Linked DNA regions of Homo sapiens: region 1 is linked to region 2. A link is an interaction called in ENCODE POLR2A ChIA-PET data of the cell type or tissue named here. Cell type or tissue: PC-9. All regions are shown on one strand.

Region 1 (2,500 bases), 1.1 Mb after region 2:
ACTCCATCCAGTAACCCCAGCTGTCTCTGCCATCTCCCATCTTTGTACACCTCCATGTCCATTTCTGAGGCATTTGCATCAGGTGAGCTGTCTCAGAGTATAATTTTAAATGGCCATATGCTCAACATAATTGCATATACTGTGCTATGTTAAAAAAAAAAGGCTTTAAGTGCATGTTGTAGGAAATTCTTTTGTGTTTTGGTGGTAAAGTTCAGAGCTGTTCTAAACATTTATTGGGGAAAAAATGGGTAACCATATGAGATGACAAATATGTTAATTTGCTTCACTACAGTAATCCTGTATCATGTATCTCATGTATCTCATAACATCATGTCATATTTCTCAAATATAGACAATAAAATGTATTAGAAAAAATCTGACTGGACTTCAATGAATATACAAGAACAGCACAATTCAACCTCTCTAAATCTCAGTTTCCTTACCTTAAAAATGGAGCCAATCCTCCCATCTTGAAGATGACTGTGAGAATTAAATAGGACTGTAAGCATTAAGCTTCCAGCACAATTGTGGTATGTAGTACGTGCTTAGTACAGTACAGCTAATATTGTAGGGGATCAGCATGGTTAAGCAGTGGTACCACTTTTGGAAAAAAGCAAACCAGTGTTAGTTAGATTTGGGCTTCTCCACTTACTGGTAGAATGACCTCAGGCAAGTAACTTAACCGTCCTGGGCTTCAGTATGCTAAGCTTAAGATGGATATAAAATAGCTACTTTTTTAGGGTTGTATGAGAATTAAGTGAAACTAAATAAGATTGTGACTATAGACAATACTGATGGACAACATGTAACACTCACAAGTCATTAGTATATGTTCCACACCCATGTTCAGTAAACAGTAGTAGATATTATTAGTAAAGGCACTAATGCTATCAAAAATGTTAATTTAGGATTGATGACCGGCTCTTGCCTGGAATGCCAGAGGTAAACCTGATTCAGTAGGTGATTCCACAAGCCCCAGGCTGGCCAGGCCAGTACAGTGCTGCCTCGTGAAGCTGCCAAACCCTAATGCAAGGAAGTTCAGGTCTGAGCTGGGTCAGGCTTGAAAACAGCAGAGACAGAGTTCCTACCACTAGGAGAATCACTGAGCTTCAGAGCTGGAAGGGAGCGCTGCAGTTGGCAAGCAGGCAGCAAGGACAACATTCCAAGGAGATGCGCCTTACCTCATGATAGAGTGGGAGAAAAGAAACAGACAGACTCTGAGAGGGGATCAGGAAACACAGGTGCAATGTTAGACGGCTCTGCGAAGTCCAAGGCACGCTTTTCCCACTGTTCTTTTGAGACTATTCTATGACTTTGAAATAGAAAGAGAAAACTAAACAGCATCCCCCTTCGTGTACCTTATAGGCTCAAGGTGCTTTTTGAACATTGTTTGCTGGTTTCTCAGCAGACATAGGCAGACAGCGTGTTTTCTCTGCAACATAGATGGGGAAATCAAGACACTCTATGAGGAGTGACTTGTGACAATAAATACTTCAGCAGGCACAAGAAAGACCCAGGGTCTCTGAGGGACCCATTTACAGCTCTGGGCTCAGAATTATGATTTGACCTGATGTGTTTTAATTAAGTTGTAACACAGTTTTCTCTTTTTTTCATTTTCCGTCCTTTTAGATTGGAAACCTGAAGAACATAACCAAGTTCTACCATGTAGGCTTTTGGTGGGACAGAAGTTAGCACAGCCCAACCAAGGAGAAAAAAAGGAGTGCAATAGAAATGGTTAGCCTAGGAGGGCAGAAAGAACCTTTCCTAGAAAATTCATGCTCACCACATCAATAGTATTCTTTTCTCCCTTTCTTCCTTCTTTTCTCCTTTCCATTACTTCTCTTCCTTTTTCCTTCCTTCCTTCTTGCCCTTTCTCTTTTCTCTTCCTTCCTTCCCTTCTCTTTTTCCTTCCTCCCTCTTTCTCTCCTATACAAATTAATTTGTATAACCACTACATAAATATTTGTTAAGATGATATAGTGTCTGAAAATCCAGGGTTTTTAAACAAGCATAAGTGAAGGAAAGTAAGGTAAATGAAAGAGGAAGTCGAGATGAAGAGAAGGAAATATTATGAGACTTCTACTCCCATTTTTTCCTTCCTTCTCTCCTTCCTTCCCTGCCTCCCTCTCTTCTTCCTTCTTTCCTTCCCTCCTCCTCCCTTCCTCCCTTCCACCTTTCCTCCCTTCCATCCTTCCCTCCTTCTTTCCTTCCCTCCCTCCCTCCCTCCTTTCACTTTTCCTAAAGAAATTGGTTTAACCACAGAGGACTATTTGCAGCCAGTAGAGGAAAAACCTCTACTATGTAATCCACAAGTATGAATGTTCCTGCAAAAAGACTTGAGTCTGTTACCAAATTGGGCCCGACCTAGCCTTCCTTGTAAGGCTGCCTTCGTGTGACCACACTGGGCCTTAAAGAGCCGGTGTAGATGGGGTGACCATGGGACAGCAAAGGGGCCACAATATCCCATTGCCTAATTCACCAGGACCAGCAGGAACCAGAG
Region 2 (2,500 bases):
CTCAGAGATGGCCAAATGACCTGTTTGTAACCACGGAGACAGAATGAGACTTTGCTGAGAAGCCTGGGAAAGAGTCAGGCTGCCTTCTGCTGTCCAGGTGATAGAGTTGAGAGCTAGAAGCTTCTGCAGCCTCTCTCTAAACCTAGAAAAGAGCTGCTCTGTGGAAGCTGAGCTGAGAGACGGAGAAAGTTCCCAGTGCATCACTAGAGCCATGTCTTTCCCTAGACTTTTCATTTAAATGAAATAATCACCTTTTCATGTGTGAATCCAGTTTGAGTTGGGGTTTCTACCACTTGCCACTACGATATCAACACCTGCCACACAGGATTGTTGTGTAGATGTAATAAGAAATGAAAGAATCCACAAGGAAACACCTAGCACAGCGCCTGGTTTAGGGATGTGCTATGAGCCCCACCCATCTGTGCCAGCAGCGGCAGCCCCAGGAGCGGTCTCACTAGGATGTGAGCTAGGATGCTCAAGGAAAAGCACCAAGCTAGGTCTGAAGGTCTGAAGGTTTGGGAAGGGCATAGAGACCTGCAGAAGAGGAGAAAAAAGGGATGGGAGTTTCAGGCATGAATGTATAACACACACTTGGGGTACACTGAATAGACAGACCAGTGAATAGAATGAGGACTCATGGACAGGAAAATGGTCAACCAGCTGGCCAGGCCGAGGTCTGGATTACTGCAGATCTAGGGTGCAGCTAAAGAGCTTGGACTTTTCCTGTAAGACACAGAGAAATATTGCTGCCTGACTTGACCTGACATATCAGCATTAATCTGACACTTCCCTGGCTACACTCAATGACTTGTCAGAGAGTACATTTCCGAGGCTCCTGCAGTGATGAAGGCCAGACATAGCCCAGGCCTGACCCAGAGAGAGGGCAGTGGATGGAGGGAGAGGCCAGCCTTGGTGCAAATGCTGTGTTCTCACACTGTGCACGTAGTTCGGCTCATGACCTCTTCTGTGCAGGGGATGAAATACTAGCCTTGAAACACCAGATCCCTTATTAGCCTTTGTCCCTGGGCAAGAAGAATGGAGATTCCAGGGCATTTGCTTTGTTTGGCTTGTTGAGTGATTATCAGTTTTCTGTTTCTGTTCTCTCACCACACCCTCTGACTCACCCTGTGTGCTATAGGCGTGGACTTCTTTTCAGAGCTTTATAGCAAATTTCTTTTTCTTCTGCAAATATCTCTTTTTAAATAATGCATTCAACATAATTATAAAAACACTCTTCTGATGTGAAAAATTCTCCACATATGCAGATAAGAAGGGCTTATTTTGAAAAGAAGTCCAAAGCTAGGAACATACAGGCAAGTGTTTTGAATTATAAGAATTGATATGGTTAATTTCATGTGTCAACTTGGGTGGGCCATAGTACCTGGATCTTTGGTCAAACATCACAGGTGTTTCTACGCAGGTATTTTTTGGATGGGACTCTGAGTAAAGCAGATTACCATCCATAATGTGGCTGTACCTTATCCAGTCAGTTGAAGGCCTTAAGAAAAAAGATTGACCTCCTGCTAAAAGGAGAGAATTTTGTCAGCAGACTGCTTTTGGATTTAAGCTACAGCTCTTCTCTGGGCCTTCTGCCTGCCAGTTCGCGCTGCAGAATTTGGACTTAACAGCTGCCATGCTCATGTAAACCAATTCTTTAAAATAAATCTCTTTATCCCTGCATATTTATACACACACATACATGCTATTGATTCTGTTTCTCTGGAAATCCCTAATACAAGGATAAATTTTTAAAAATTCCTACAAGCATTTTGGTTGGGAAATCAATGACTCAAACAGCCCTACCCCCACCAAAAAGTAGGAATAACAGAATATAGAGTTCTCTTTGCCATCCTTAATTGTGATTTTTGCTTTCTTTTTGACACTTGTTATGTAAGAGATTTTTGTCAATTTCCAAGAATAGCTTTTCAAATTTAAAATTTATTTCTTTATTTATAATTTTCTAGTATTAGAGAATGTAGACTGTATGCTTTCTGCTTTATGAAAATTTTAAGAATTTTTCTTATGGACTCATAGAAGTCTCACTGTTACCACAATTTTTGTAATGTCTCATAAATAGTTGAATGAATAGTATATTCTCTCTTTGTAGGGTAGGGACTTTGATAGGATAGAAAATTCTATACATCTACTAGATTATTGAAATACTCAATAACCTTTTTTTATTTGTCTAGTAAACTGTCAGATATGGAAAGTGATATAGTGAAATAACCTCCATAATAGTCATCCTCTGATTTCTCATGCATATGAACTATTTGGCTTTATACATGTTGGTACTGTATAAAGATACAGATAAAGTATATATAGATAAAGATTCTTGGATACAGGGGCATATTTTTCTATAATATAATATAATTTAATAATGTTAATATGACCCTACTTCATATTTTTTTTACTTGAATTAGATCTTGTTTAGAATTAATATAACCTCCTCCATGTAGTTAACTTTGTTCTCTAAAAAATTTTGCTTTGCTTTCTTCTGTTT

The links. Peaks named below come from ENCODE experiments on the same cell type or tissue, not always from the same donor. Only the 100,000 strongest peaks of a DNase experiment are listed, where the experiment ranks them.
Region 1: POLR2A ChIA-PET joins it to region 2 with 5 read pairs; 1 of 35 experiments calls an interaction of 5 or more read pairs at or near these places.

What each region holds. Positions count from the first base shown.
Region 1 is chr7:28,535,041-28,537,540 of GRCh38, reverse strand. The region is part of intron 4 of CREB5 (cAMP responsive element binding protein 5); the gene reads right to left. Among named protein-coding and RNA genes, the nearest start is that of CREB5, 120 kb to the right of the region's middle. In PC-9, a CTCF peak has its summit at 1,090; a DNase peak (open chromatin) is centred at 1,110.
Region 2 is chr7:29,604,954-29,607,453 of GRCh38, reverse strand. No RefSeq gene overlaps it. Among named protein-coding and RNA genes, the nearest start is that of PRR15, 42 kb to the right of the region's middle. In PC-9, no CTCF peak of the experiment used is centred here; a DNase peak (open chromatin) is centred at 1,053; H3K4me3 peaks cover 626 bases; H3K27ac peaks cover 2,195 bases.